Regions from separate parts of the Homo sapiens genome. Here regions 2, 3 and 4 are each linked to region 1. A link is a contact called in ENCODE Hi-C or POLR2A ChIA-PET data. All regions are on one chromosome and are shown on one strand. The core of a region is the stretch at or near the end of the contact, and the rest is flanking DNA. Distances in the headings are between cores, read along the strand shown.

Evidence for each region. Hi-C counts contacts between places; a loop is a spot of excess contacts on that map. ChIA-PET counts read pairs that join two places held with the same protein, here RNA polymerase II (POLR2A). Pooled maps may share reads with other maps.
Region 2: a loop to region 1 is called in a map of PC-3, with 10 times the contacts of the local background. The contact joins two enhancer-like sites. A Hi-C loop is called at or near these places in 3 of 168 maps with a recorded cell type or tissue (GM12878, PC-3 and endothelial cell of umbilical vein), 31 of 37 single-sample maps with no recorded cell type and 11 of 50 pooled maps.
Region 3: a map of PC-9 shows a loop between it and region 1 (10-fold over the local background). The contact joins two enhancer-like sites. A Hi-C loop is called at or near these places in 7 of 168 maps with a recorded cell type or tissue (PC-3, PC-9, dorsolateral prefrontal cortex and 3 more), 1 of 37 single-sample maps with no recorded cell type and 9 of 50 pooled maps. POLR2A ChIA-PET finds 5 or more read pairs at or near these places in 1 of 52 experiments (OCI-LY7).
Region 4: a pooled map shows a loop between it and region 1 (3-fold over the local background). The contact joins two enhancer-like sites. A Hi-C loop is called at or near these places in 1 of 168 maps with a recorded cell type or tissue (GM12878), 13 of 37 single-sample maps with no recorded cell type and 10 of 50 pooled maps. POLR2A ChIA-PET finds 5 or more read pairs at or near these places in 2 of 52 experiments (GM12878 and MCF 10A).

What each region holds. Positions count from the first base shown.
Region 1 is chr2:11,861,740-11,865,410 of GRCh38, forward strand. All of the region lies in intron 4 of LOC105373430 (a long non-coding RNA gene), which reads left to right. Among named protein-coding and RNA genes, the nearest start is that of MIR4262, 27 kb to the left of the region's middle. RefSeq lists an enhancer at 1,744-1,793 and a silencer at 2,064-2,113. Within about 2 kb of position 2,077, at least 11 of the 41 ENCODE cell types and tissues checked have a DNase peak (open chromatin) inside an H3K27ac peak, as active enhancers do.
Region 2 is chr2:12,285,456-12,289,126 of GRCh38, forward strand. The region is part of intron 3 of MIR3681HG (MIR3681 host gene); the gene reads left to right. Among named protein-coding and RNA genes, the nearest start is that of MIR3681, 88 kb to the left of the region's middle. Within about 2 kb of position 1,841, at least 4 of the 41 ENCODE cell types and tissues checked have a DNase peak (open chromatin) inside an H3K27ac peak, as active enhancers do.
Region 3 is chr2:12,153,792-12,157,462 of GRCh38, forward strand. The region is part of intron 2 of MIR3681HG (MIR3681 host gene); the gene reads left to right. Among named protein-coding and RNA genes, the nearest start is that of MIR3681, 44 kb to the right of the region's middle. Within about 2 kb of position 1,985, at least 7 of the 41 ENCODE cell types and tissues checked have a DNase peak (open chromatin) inside an H3K27ac peak, as active enhancers do.
Region 4 is chr2:12,125,675-12,129,345 of GRCh38, forward strand. All of the region lies in intron 2 of MIR3681HG (MIR3681 host gene), which reads left to right. Among named protein-coding and RNA genes, the nearest start is that of MIR3681, 72 kb to the right of the region's middle. Within about 2 kb of position 2,022, at least 5 of the 41 ENCODE cell types and tissues checked have a DNase peak (open chromatin) inside an H3K27ac peak, as active enhancers do.

The sequences.
Region 1 (3,671 bases), core at 827-3,326:
TCAGTGTGCAGGGAGAGGCTGTGGAGTGGGCAGGGCACTGGCCTCGATGCCCTCGGAGTGAGCCCTGCTGCCCCACAGACAAGCTGAGTACCCTTGGGCACATTACTTCACCTCTCTGAGCTTCTTTCCTAATCTGTCAGGAAAGGATAACATCTACCCTGAAGCCGAGCTGTGCAGCTACAGTGGCAGAGGCATAGTAGATGCTCAGTAAATGTTGGTGTCCTTCTTCTTCCTGGAGGGATCATTCCAATCCAGAACTTAGGGGCTCGGGACAAGGCTGAAAATCTTGGATGAGTGGATTGACTACTGGTTTTTGGCTATTTTCATGCTCTCATCTAAAAATCATTCATTTAATCAATAGTCACGGTGCATGTCTCTCAGGCAGTCTGGAAGTCATCTTTTCTAGGTAAATACCAAGACAGGTCAGAGCCTGAGAACAAGAAATGAGTGTTCAATGCTGGCCTAAAAGTGTCTGGGGAGATTTGCTGGATGTTGAAACTTTCAGCTCTCAAAGCTTCTGACATGCTGCTGTTTTTTGAAGGTAATTTTTCTCGATGACTAGTTGTGCATTTCCCTCCATTAGTTAGGGGCCTCCCTTTTCCCTCCCACATTGAGAAGGGCAGTCAGTCACATCTGTGGAAAGGTGCCAGGTCAGGCCAAGGGGCTGAGAGCTGCCTGGGTCCAAAGCTAGAATTGCAGCGGCTGGTGATGGCCAGGTTCCCTTTCCAGCTGGCTCAATTCCTTTTCTTTTTCTTAGAGGATTTTAAGAAACTGTGTTCATTTGTTCATTTATTCATTCAATGAACTCTTACTACTTACATCAACAGCATGCACACATGAAGACAATGCTTTAAGTGTTATTGTCAACTCCAAACATATTCCCCGGGTAGTCAGAGAAGGGAACACTAAATGGTGATGGGGTAGGGAAAGGTTTCAAAGAGTGGGGTGATGTTGGATATAGGCCTTGACGGTTGAACGGGAGTTTGCCCGAGGGCGATGTTCATCCCAGTCAGAGAGAATGGAGGAATAATGGATAATGGAGGAATTAATTGCAAGGATTCAAAGATGTTACCTATCTCAGCGTTTAGAGATGTTGATGTTTACTGTGTAACAGTTGATGACTGGTGAAGTTTTTGCCTGTGTGTAGGAGTGTTGGTGTGTAGGTATGTTTCTGTGTTTGGGGGAAGGATGTGTGTGTGTGTGTGTGTGTGTGTGTGTGTGTCGGGGGGTGGGATTAGGACGGGATGGATGGACATGTTGGTAGAATTCAGCATGAAAAGGCTTGATGTACCTGAATATCACTAGACCTTTGAGAAGATAAGGGTCCTCCACTGAGACATGAAACAACTGGGTGGCTGGCGAAAAGCTGTCACAATAGCAAAGGGTTCTTCAGAACTTCAGTGGTAGCCTGTCACCTGTCACCTTGCACCGGTTTGAGACTCTTTGAAATCTGGTGCCTGCCTATGCAGCTCCATCGTCTTTCTTCCTTCTGTGGCCCCTCCAGGACAGCTAAATGCTAGGTTGAGGTCAACAAGGAGTAAAACCTACCCTAGGCTTTGAAGTAGTTTGTAATCTTGTCAGATGAAACAGGAGGCGGGGAGGATGTCATGCACTGGGCGTTTCCGGAGAGCCATCTGCAATCGCAGCCACCACTCTCGGTTTGCATTGACTTTTTCCTATTTTGTTGGGTTCAGACAGGCATAGTACAAAAACACAAGTTACTTCTCAAGCCATATTCAGCCATTCACTCAGCCAGCATTTATGTTCCAGGAACTATTCCAGCCTCTGTGAATGAGTTCAGAACAAGGAATGGTTATTCAATGGCAACAAATTCGTCCATTCTTACCCTTGGTGAAATTAATCACCTCCCTGAACCTCAGTTTCCCATCTGTAAGATGGGCATAGCAACTCTTTCCTAACCAGAAGGTACCTGTGGAAGCCTCTGGCTCAGCAGGTGAGAAGTGTGTTTGTGTTCCTCTCCCCGACGCCCTCCCTCAGTACTTGCTTCCCAAGACATTGCTTTCCTTTGTTGGGTCAGAGGTGGGGTGTCGTTCCCCTTGCCACCAGCAGATGGTGCCCAACAATCCCCTGCAGGGAACCGAGGCTGCCCGCCTCCCCCAGTCTCCCCACCATCCAGCTCCCTTCCGCCCCTTCTCTGGGACACGTCAGTCATTCCAGGTCCCAGGCAGAAAGTTACACAAAACACTTTGTGTCTGTCAGCAGATTCCTGGAAGGTCACGCTGAATGATGAATGCTCCTGGGTAGGATTGGAGGGCTCTTTTTTCTTTCTTTTTTTTTTTTTTTTCCTTTTCTTTCTTTCTTTTTTTTTGTCTCCCATGAATTGCATCACTGGGCAGCCTCTTGGCTGTATTCAGCCGACTCCTGCGGTTTTTAGACCTTTCCCAATTGTTCGGTGTCTGCTTCCTCTCCAGGACCCTTCTGGCCAAGGCAGGATATTCAGGGTTGGCTGTGGCCAGGGAGCTGGCCATTGTCTAGCACATTCCATACACACACCCTGCCCAGCCCATCCTCCACTCCCAGAGCCTGGACAGACTGTGGTCCTTGGGACAGAGACCTGGTGCATTGCTGTGACCCCAGGTGACAATCTCGCTGCCCTGATTTCCAAATAAGGGGAGCCTGGCCTGGCAGAGAAATGAGCCTAATTTCCAAAGTTGAATTTCCGCCAGGATCAGAGCCTTTATATATCCTGGTCTTCGGTGTCCCCCTTCTTCCTGACCACATATAGACTGCTTATGATATTTTTTAACTTTGCCAGCTCTTTACCCAAATTGAGTAGCCATTTTGCTTTTGTAGATATCCTGAGTTGGCTCCAATTTAACATCCTGACCCATCATCCTGGTGTTAGGTATTAGGACCATGGTCCTGATATTTTGCTTGAGGAAAATGAGCCATACCACTCAGAGGTGTGGCATATGTGGCATGTGAAAGCACCTTTCTCCTCCATCAGTGGCCTTACTGATGCAGGGCAGTGGGAGTGAGTGTATGTACACAGAGCAATACAAATGAACCCTGCTCTCAAAGTCTGCGCAAAGGGGAGTGAGAAGACAGAGCAGGTGTAGTCCCTGGAGTGAGCCCTGCTGCAGAATAGATGGAAGGGGTGGGTCCAGGAACCCCGAAATGGAAGCAGCAGTGGCTCTGCTCCCCATCACCCCGAGCAATCACGTGGGGATTTGTGTCTGTCTCTGCAATTTTAGGCTCTGAGGATCTAAAGCTCTTGGTGCCCGGAGGGGAAATAATTATTAATACCATCAGGGAATACAGTAAAGAGCCCACTAAACGTAAAGCTGCAGTTGCTGCCCGGTCATTTTGGGTTCATGTGCCAATAGATCACTGGGCAAGGAAAGGAGTTACTACCTCGGTAGGAGTAATGAACCCAGCCAGGTATGGTAGCTCATGCCTGCAATCCTAGCACTTTGGGAGGCCGAGGCAGGTGGATCACCTGAGGTCAGGAGTTTGAGACCAGCCTGGCCAACATAGTGAAACCTCGTCTCTACTAAAAAGTTAGCTGGGCGTGGTGGTGGGTACCTGTATTCCCAGCTACTCGGGAGGCTGAGGCAGGAGAATTGCTTGAACCTGGGAGATGGAGGTTGCAGTGAGCCAAGATTGCGCCATTGCATTCCAGCCTGGGTGACAGAGTAAGACTCTGTCTC
Region 2 (3,671 bases), core at 591-3,090, 420 kb after region 1:
AATAGTTTCAAGAACAGTTCCATCAGCAGAAAGATTATTCTGAAAATTAAAAACTATCAAAAATTATTTGTGATCTTGCATTTTTCAAGAGTGACTGATGTCACTTTTAATTATACAGATTGAAAATGAAGTTACAAAAAGTATAAATTCTGATGTCCTAATTTGCAGAAAAGCAAGACATAAAAATGTTATGATCAAGGAAGACATCACATTAATCAGTATTATTTATTGTATTAAATAAAATCGTGACACTGAAATATTATTTTTTATAATTTTTAAGTTTATAGCATTAATCATGTACTTCTTTTACCCCATCATGTTTTATAATTAACAAACTATTTCTTAGAGAAAAAAGTTTTGTATTTTATTGCGTTTACCTGATCTTCTTTTATCTTGCTTTTTAAACTGAGGAACCTGTGATAACATTTCACTCTGGGCATCACAAGTTACATATTTGGCCTCAAGCATAATGTATGAATTGCAGCTTTTATTAGGAGACCCATGCTTCGAGATTTTTTTTTTTTTTTCCTAAGGAAAAATGTTAAGAGGGATGCCCACCTTCCTTGGCTCAGGCTCTTTGTTCTCCATAGGACCAGTCAAAAATCTTTCAGCAAATACTATTTACCTAGGATTACCTGGACTACTATCTGTACAGCAGGTTGACAATCTAAAATATTTAAGATATAGTCTCTGAAAAAGTTAAATCACATCAATAGCTAACTGTGAAACTGTGCTCTGGACTTGAAGCTGTATCTGATTCAGGGGTCAAAGAGAAAGAGAGGGATTTTGTTGCAACCAATTCTTTATATTATATAAAGCTTATTATAAGCATTTGTTACAGTTGTTTTTTCCCATATATTATTGAAGTGCCGTCTTTGTCTGGGTTAAGTACCAGAGGTTCGTTGTCTCACACTAAGAAAATCAAGGATGTGGACACACAAGTAGTGAGTTTAAGACTGGAGGTTTAATAGATAAAAGAAAGAGAACAGAGAGTAGCTCTCTCTCCTGCAGAGAAAATGGGGAGCCCAAGTGGGTCTTCCGGTCTGTGGTGAAGTGCAGGAGGTTTTATAGGCTGGCTTGAGAAGGTGATGTCTGATTTACATAGGGCCCAAAGATTGGTTGGACCAAGTGTGACGTTTACATAGTTTGCAAAGAAGCTGGCTATGCCACCCTAATCTTTTATTATGCGAATGGATTTTCCACCTGGCCTGCTCCATGTTGTCTGCTCCTCACTGCATATGTGGTTGACAAAGAAAAGGGAAAATGAAGCTGCCCTGTTGAACATGCCTAACCCCTGTGTAGCCTTTTCCTATTGGCATGGCTGCTGGCATTCACTCACGCAGGCTTCCAACTTGCTTATCTATGTCTTTAGCTTGATCTTACAGGCTGCTTTGTGTTAGAAAAAAAGTGATTTTAGGGCTGCTTTTTATTAAAAGGAAAACCTTACTGAGGACTTCCTTATTCTCACTATCTGCCTGAATAATTTCTTTTTAACTCCTATATCATTATTTTATTTCCTATAGCACAACAGTCATATAAGACTATTGCCCCAATTTTAAGTTAGAAAATTGATGCTCCAAGAAATCAAAATTGGACCCTCGACGCAGTCAAATGTTTATGCTGATGCCACCAATGGGTATGTAGGTGCAGGCCATCAATCTGGAAGGAGTAGGACTTTCCCTTTAAATCACTTGCCAAAGCCACTAAGTATACATTAATACATTTGTTCTTTGCCCTTTAGGAAAACTGTTTTCTTGAAACAAGGCTACTTATTTTAGCTTTCATAACCCAAAATGAAAGGAAGCACTATGATAAAGTTCTCTATGATAAAGATCTTTCCTGAGATACTCCCTTTTTAAGCATTGAACCTTACCTTCCGGCGTTTCCTGTTACTCATCTGTTATATGTCTCTGCCAATTACAGAAGGGTTTTTTTTTCTGTATTCCCTTTTCTTCACTTTCACTATTTATTCCCCATTTGTAAACCATCAAAAGTTTGTGCTTGAAGCCATTCGGCTTTCTTTAACTTTTGACATGATTCAGTTCTACAGCCAATTTCCATGTCATTCCTCATAGAAAACAAACAAACTGAGCCCAGGACATAAATTTCAGAGTCACTCAGCTGGGGTAGAGGACTGGGAAGGTGTCTGGCTCACAGCTCCAGGCTGGCAAGGCAAGCACCGGCTGCTCCACACCCTCACACCCCTGGGAGAGGAGTCTTTTCGAAACCCAGGAAGCCACTAACCTACCCAAATGAGAATTTGTTTTTGGGTAATCACCAACTAACACTTGACATAAACAGCATAGACAGCCCTGAATTAGGCAACCCTGAGTTTGAGTCTTGACCTTGAGAAAGTTGTGGGCTTTTGCTTTATTAGCTATAAAATGCACATAACAATAGTCTTGACCTAGTAAAAGGCTGTTGGAAAGATTAAAAGAAGAAATGATTAAATGAGATAATGCCTGGCTTAAGTAAAGTACACATTTGATAAATGTTACCCATTACTATTTATGAAATGCTTCTCTAAGAAATCAATTTCCTATTCTCTTTCAAGTCAATTGACTATACCTTTATTTTTAGCCCTTGGGATAAAGCTTACCAAGTCTGGATCAGATAGATTGAACAATGGGTTGCTGGAGATAATCAATAAATCCAGAAAGTGTTGCTGGGGAAGAAGCTTAACAAAGACCCTCTTCTCACATGGCCATAGACTGGGGGAGTATGCTTATCTGATGAAGGTGACCTCATCTCAGCCTTCCAAGAACACATTCTTATCCTTTCTCATCTCTGGTGGCAGCCCCCACCACAAACGCCTTGAGACCATAGATTCTCTTTTCTCTCCCCCATCAACTATGAACAGACAAAGATCCTAAACTTAAACTGCTGAGAAAGTTTAAAGGGTGGCTCCCCTCCCCAGTTCCGTGCCTTGAATGGAAGCTCAGTGTCAGGACAATAAACTTGTCATCCTGTTTACATTGGTTTTTCAAGGTTAATGTTGGAGGGAAGGAGGGCTTACTTGAATACCCTCCTTGAATCAGAGCATGTGTATTTGCTTATAAATTAACCATGCTAGGCAGAATTCATATCAGTAGCAAACAAGATACTGGGGGACAATAACAGTTATGGATATTTGTCCAGTGCTGGATAAATTCAGATCATTTTCTGAACACGTTTCATTTTGTTTCCCAACATCGTTTTAGGGCATCTTGATGCAGGAGCGGGACCAAGAATTTGGCTTCAGAAGTTCAGGTTCATATGTCAGCTCTGTTTAAGCCCCTCTCTGTGCAAGCTCAGGAAAATGGCTTCCCTAATGAAGCCTCAGTTCCTAACCTGGAAAACAGAGGATTTTTAAAAACATCCTACTTCACAGGGCTTTTAAGAGATTGGATGGAACAGTCATTGATGACCTGTCTTTCCCCAGAAATCTTCAGTTCAGAAAGTTCAGGCATATTAAAAGATGGAGTCAAGACAGAATGGGGTCTTCTGACTGAAGGGTCTTCCAGGGCCCTGCTTCAGGGTCCCTGTTCCTGAAACGTTAGCCATACCCTTGGACAGAGCTGGAACTTGGGCACAACCAGGGACTCTCAGTCTAAAATGAGGTCTCTGGGCACAGAGTTGACAAATTTTGAATTGTGGTAAAATAGTTGATCAGCGCGGCCCCATTTTGCCTC
Region 3 (3,671 bases), core at 735-3,234, 290 kb after region 1:
ATTTTCATTTAAATCTTGTAGATATGTGTCACTCTGAATTTTCCTTCCTGGTCCTTCATTGACTTTTATTCTTCTGTTTACTTTTAAGAAAACATTGACAAACTTTATTTTTAGAGCTGTTTTAGGTTCACAGCAAAATGGAACAAAGTACAGAGAGTTCCCACTATGCAGAACCTCTTCTACTATCAACATCTCTGAGCAGAGGCACGTTTGTTATAGTTGACAACCTACCTTGATACATCATCATCACCCAGAGTTGATAGTTTGAGTTCACACTTGTTGCTGTGTACTCTTTGGGTTTTGACAAACATATAAGAACATATCCATTGTAGTATCTTACAGAATAGTTTCACTGCTCAGAATATCCTCTGTATTTCACCTATTTATCCCTCCCTCCCAGCTAATCTGCAAATCCCTAGTAACACTAATTTTGTTACTGTCTCCATGGTTCTGCCTTTTCTCAAATGTCATATAGTTGAAATTATACAGTACATAGCCTTTCAAATTGGTTTTTCTAAATAATATGCATTTAAGTTTCCTCCATGTCTTTTTATGGCTTGATAGCTTATTTCTTTTTTATTTTATTTTTTGGAGCTGGAGTCTCACTCTGTCGGCCAGGCTGGAGTGCAGTGGCATGATCTCGGCTCACTGCAACCTCTGCCTCCTGGGCTCAAGCAATTCTCCTGTTTCAGCCTCCCGAGTAGCTGGGTTTACAGGCACACACCACCACGCCCAAGTAATTTTTGTATTTTAGCAGAGACAGGGTTTCCCCATGTTGGCCAGGCTGGTTGATAGCTCATTTCTTTCTAGTGCTGAATAACATTGTATTGTCTGGATGTACTACCGTTTATTTGTCCATTCACTTACTAAAGGAAATCTTGGTTGTTTCCAAGTTTTGGACATTACGAACAAATCTGCCATAAACATCTGTGTGCTGGTTTTGGTGTGGGCCTAAGCGTTCAACTCATTTGGATAAATACCAAGAAGTACAATTGCTGGTTCGTATGATATTTGTATGTTTAGTTTTGTAAGAAACTATTGAACTGTCTTCCAAAGTGGCTGCACCGTTTTGCATTCCCACCAGCAGCAGCTGTGAGCTCCTGCTGCTCCACATCTTTCCTCTTGTTGCTGTCAGTGTTTTGTCCCTTGGTGTCCTAATAGGTGTGTTGTGGTATCTCATTGCTGCTTTAATCTGCAGTTCCCTAATGTCACATGATATGAAGCACTTTGCATACGCTTATTTGCCTTCTGTACACCTTCTTTTGTGAAGTGTCTTTTGAGGCCTTTTGCCTATTTTAAAAATCAGATTGTTCATTTTCTCATTGCTGAGTTTTAGGAGTTCTTTGTATATTTTGGATAACAGTCTTTTATCGGATATGTCTTTTGCAAATGTTTTCTCCCAGTCTGGGGCATGTCTTCTCATTCTGTTGATGTCTACTTTTAAAATCTTTGATTATACAGGGTTTTATAGCTCTCCGCAGTTTTTCAGACTTTCATGATATCCATGGCTGTAGCTACCTACAAAGGCTGCTGACTTTTAAAAACTTTCACTTCCAAACCTGACCTTTCTCCTTTGCCTCAAACATTGAGGAACATTCAGAAGCATACCCTACTGTCCACTTGACAACCCCACCCAGTGCCCCACAGGCCCTTGGTATACCACATGTTACAAATAAACTTACTGTTTTTCCATTCCCAACGCCTTCTTTGCATCTCATTCCTTATCTCAGTGTCTTGTCTTACCTCCCACTGTTTCCCCCAAGCTACGAGACTTTGAGTAAATACTTCCTTCTCCCTCTCCTCCCTCCACAATTTGTTATTCGTTATTAATTCTTTCCTATGTTTCCCATTTTGTCCAAAGGATGACACCAAATAAATATGAAAAAGTGCCAGGCCTGGAAGAGTTTGTGGTCTTTCCAGGCCACTGACTTATGAACAATTCTATGGCATCGGGACAGAAATGCTTTGAAATATGTATCTGTGAGGTTCCACAGGACAAAGAGAAGGAAGTGACTAACCTCTGGGTGGAGAGCAATTTGGAAAGTTTTCCGAGAGTGGATTATATTGCAGCTGAGGCTTGAAGAAAGAATAAACAGTCTCAGAAGGAGAAGCCAGCACAGGATGCAGCTGAGTGCTGGGCTGACCCATGGGTGTGAGTGGCTCCTTTGGAGACAGGCAAATCATTTGACCCCAGACTATGGGCTGCACAAGGAAACCGGAACCTAGCTGAGAGGTTTCAGTACAAATATAGATGATAGTGTGGATGCCAGGCTTGGGTGTCTAAACTTTATGCCAGAAGCAGACAGAGCCTACAAAGAATAATGAGCAGAAAATTGATGATATTTTTTGAAAGATTATTTGGGCAACAATGGGGAGAATGCACTAGATGAGCAAGACTAGACATGGATTTCTGAATTTTTAGAGTAAAGATGGAGAGTGCAGTGAGACAGGTGGGTTCTCCTGAAGACTGTGTCCTTGACAGGAGAATGTACATGGGAACAGATGTTACACGCCAATTATGATTTAAATGGAGTCATTTTGATCTTTCGACTCTATTTTCTTTGACTTGAGTTGGAGTGCAGGATCTGGTCTTGGGCATCATGCAGGCCGAGAACTTCATTTGGAAAGAAGACAATATCCTTTTGATGTCTAAGTGATTGTCAAGTTAGCATGAAGATCTCTCCAAATACACTTCAACCTGACATCTCCCTGCAGCCTTTCGCTGTGTGTTTTACATAGTAGATGTTTGGCCCTGCGGTTAAAAATTTACATATGCCTTAAGGACAGAATCCATGCCCAGAGGAGATCACCCTGAAAAGTAGAACTGTCTAGCAGATAGAACAAGTGGAGCTGAAGGTCATATTACTCCACAAAACTGTGGATTCTTGCAGAACCCGCATTCAAACAGACCTTGTCAGCCTGAATTCAAACACAGTTCTGAGTTAGCTCTACTGCTGACATGTTTCCTTGCCCAGAGGTTTCTGGAAATGGAGAAAGCAGCTCTGTTACTGACAAGAAAAAATATGTCTTATCTGAAAATACCAGAGAGTATTTTCTTCTCTCTTAAATTGGGTCAAATGCACTCAATCTAATTGGAAAATTTTATAACAAAAAATGAGAACTCTTCTACAAGTGGGCTTTCTGCTTAAAAATGCAGCTGAAAGCATTATTATAATAGACTATATATTAGTTATTGTGCAGGTCATCTGAGGATGGGCTTTGCTCATACCTGGTAGAAGGAAAGAAAGAATAGTCTCTGAAATGTGTAAATTATGGGTTGCAAAAAGAGGTGAGCATTTCCTAGGGAATGGAACTGAATAGTTCAGGGGAAGCTGGACACGGAGTTCTCTCAGACATGGGGAGCTTCAGTTCTCAAAGGGTGGGCAGAAACGAGCTTGAGATCCAAGGTCTCAGCTCATGCAGCATGAGAGACACAAAGGACATTCAGTGAGGTATTTAAGGGGGTTTTGTTCTCTTTTATTCAGAGTTTCTCTTTGTTTTTTTGTTTTTGTTTTTGTTTTTTTTTGAGATGGAGTCTCGCTCTGTCGCCCAGGCTGGAGTGCAGTGGCGCGATCTCGGCTCACTGCAACCTCCGCCTCCTGGGTTCAAGTGATTCTCCTGCCTCAGCCTCTCGAGTAGCTGGGACTACAGGCACGCAGCACCACACCCAG
Region 4 (3,671 bases), core at 772-3,271, 260 kb after region 1:
CCTGTCTACTGCAGGCGTTCTGAAACTTAGCTACACAGTAGAATGATCTGGGGAGATTTAAAACAGTCCAATGTCCCAGCTGGCATCCTTTACAGAATAAATTAGTCTCTGAAGTGGGACCCTGGCACCTTTATTTTTTACGGTTCCCCGGATGAGGCCATTGTGAAGCTGCATTGGAGAACCTGTACTTTTGCAACTTTACTGTCCCTTTGAATTGCCTGGGGATCTTTTAAGTGCAGATTCTGACTCAGTGGGTTTGAAGAGAGGCCTGAGAGTTTACATTTTTAAAAAACTTTTAGATGATGTGATGTTGTTGGTTCCTGTGTCACACTCTGAGTGGCAAGGTGAAGACACATATTTGGTGGATAATGCAAAAAAGGAAGGACACCTGACTCAGTCCCGCTGGAGCCCAGGGGAGGGGGAACCAGCATGCTGAAATGAGCACAGCCATGATCTGCATTCTGCTTCACTGAGCTATTGACAAAGTTAAGTTCAGTGTGAGGCCCGGAGTTTTGGGGGAACCATGAAGCCAAGCATATTCTGTAACCAATGAGGCTGAGAGCACCTTAGAAACACATTCACTTTTCCAACTTCAGAATCTAAATCATCATAGGTGTTTGCTAAATGAGTAAAGAGATGCGGAACAGGCACTCTCTTCTTTGAGGGCAGAAAAGGACCCACTTTATTGCTATAGTGTGACTTGAGACAAGGATTCTGTCTCAGGGTGTTTCATGAAGAAAAGATAAGGCGTGGTATTAGATTCAGGGTCAGGCTCCAGCCCAAGCTGAGGTCCAAAGGGAGTGGGTGACTGAATGGCAGATAGCTGAAAGAACACTTGGGGGTGCCGTAGGTAGGTGAAATACAGCTTTATTCAGCAGCTCTCTCATCAGCAGTTCTCTTACCCTGTCTGCTCTGTCTCGGCTACTTGCTCTGGTCACTCCCATGCACAGTTGTGCAGCTGGCTCTCCCTTTAGGGTCAGCAGCTTAACTCTCTCTCTGGACATTAGTGCTCATGACTGATACTCTATCTTACAGGAAAATGACATTTGCTATTATGTGATTCAAAGCATACTTGTTAATTATCATATTTTTAGCAGATACATAACATCCATTTTTAGAACATTCAGGAAAAAAAGTCATGTCTTTGAAGACATGTCTAGGTTACAAAACTCTGGGTAGTCATATAAGAGCTTTCTTTTCTCTTTCTTCTCCCCCTTTACTTTTGGTCAATTATAAGCCAGAATGAAAAGACGTAGTTGACTTCAGAATGGTGACTTACTCCAACCAAGAGAGAGTGTTGCTGTATAACACTGCATTTTCAGTGTGTGCAGGAAGTATGATGGTTGGGGGACTCTTTGCCATGGTTATGTGATCTCATGTCAAGGACAGGCTGTTATGAACTGTTACCCCCTAAAATTCATATTTTGAAATTGATTCCCCAATGTGATAGTATTTGGAGGTGGAGCCTTTGGGAAGTGATTAGGTCATGAGGGTGGAGCCCTCATGAATGGGATTAGTGCCCTTATAGGAAAAGGCCAGAGAGCTAGTACCTCTCTTTTCATCATGTGGGGACACAGCAAGAAGTCAGAAGCCTACAATCCGGAAAAGGACCCTTGCCTGAACCTGACCATGCTGGCACCTGATCTGGGGCTTCCAGCCTTGGAACTGTAAGAAATGAATTTTAGTGGTTCATAAGCCACTCAGTTCACAGTACTTAGTTATAGCAGTATAACTTAATAGTAGCCCGAATGAAGATGGAGATTGTGTTTGAAAGCAGGTGGATGTAGCCAACTGTATAGTTCCAATAAAAGGAGTGGTAGTTTGATAATAGAGGGGGGAAAATGAAGACTGATTTCATGCATTGAGGTTTGATTTACATTTTTGCTATCAGAGTTTATTTCCTGCTTTAAATGGAATCATTCATGGTGAAGAATAAATCAAATTCTGCTTGAATTTTCACAGTCAGGATTGGGTGTTTTCTCTTTTTAAGACTTAAAAAGGAGCCAGGCTCACTGTTACTTCCTGTGCTGTCACCTGAAGCAAAGCAGAGTCTGAAATTCACCCTTAAAGAGACAGAGCAGGGGAACAGAAGATCTTGCTTGCAATCATAGACTCACTTTTTCCCTTTTCTCTTTCTTAAAAAAAAACCCCGCATTTCTCATTTTCCTTCTTTCTAATTTCCCCCTTTCTCTTAGGTGGAGTAAAACATGAGCTTCCAGAACTAGGTAGTGCAGTGAGCAAAGTGGCTGTATTTCTTTCTACAAATGTGCACTTCCTGTTCATGTTTTGCAGGTCACAGGAACGCCTGTGTGGCTTCAATCTGCCTATGTCCCTTCACTGTGGGGTAAACTCACATCAGGCTTGGAGGTTGGCTGATGGCATGCTGCTGACCTTTATTAAAACTTTTGTGTGTCATATTTTTTGGACCTCTTTCCCTCCAAGAGCTTCTACTGCAATCCAGAATGGAACCCTTGAGGATGAACGCTGGTGTCTTGGCACTTGTGCGACTATGTTCTACTCCCATCAGGGGTCCTGTCCCTCGGGACTTTGATACAATTTCTTACTCACTTCAAAGGAGGGTATTCTGGATAGTGCCTTATAAAGCATGTAATACGTGAATAAATTCTCGTTGGGAAGGGAGCCCTGTTTAGGGACTTCATCTGGAATGTGCTAAAAAGCAAAACAAAGTAATTTAAAAAAAGTCAGTCAAGCCTTCCTATTTAGAAGAGTAGACCACAAAGTTAGGGCTAGAATCTGGAATAGGGTTGGAGTTGAGAGTGGAAACTGATCTGCGTAATTAAGTAACAGGAATTTGTAGGGATTTGGAGTCTTCCTGATGCATTGCATAGGGAAGGTGGAAATTACGTGTGTGTGTGTGTGTGTGTGTGTGTGTACACGTATAGATAATGAAGAGGAGTGCAAAGGAAATAGTTAAAGAAGAGAAAAAAAGTCTTGGTAATGAAAGGAAGTCCATCAATTTAAAACTAGAAACTGTGCAATTCTTGGCAAGGATGGCGGAAGAAAGGGTTAATGAAGAAAATAGGTGAATGAATTGTGTGTGTACCATGCACATGGTGCCATGGTTCACTATCAATATTCAGTAAGTGTCTGGTTTCCAGGAAAGCCTGGTATCAGGGTTGCTCTGAGGAATAAAAGAGAGAGTTTGAGTTGCACACCAAAGGGGTTGAGGTGATGGAAGAAAGCCAGCAGCCTTAGGAAGTGAGAAAACTAGCAACTCCTGGGAGTCATAGGAAGCAGGAATGTGGAGCCAGGGTGGGGAGGAGAAAGTAAGCCCTTGGAAATCTGGAAGAGACTGGGTTTTCCAGTATATGTGGAATGGGGACTTAGGTCATTTAAAGTGGATTTACTAGGAAAGGTTGAGCTCAGAATGCTGGAAGACTTGGGGACATGTGGGTTAAAAGCTTTAGATATGAAGACATTGAGCAGGACTCATAGTTAATAATCATAGCTAACACATGAAGAGTGTTTACTAAATGCTAGGCACAGTTTTAAGACTTCATTAACCCAGTTTCTTCAATAACTGATGAAGCAGATGCTTTTAATATCTACTTGTTAAAATTTTTTAAAATTACAAATTAGAAAACCGAGGTTCCTGGGTGAGGAAATTGCTTAAGGTGACAGGGCTGGTTAGTTTGAGTGTTACCATTCAA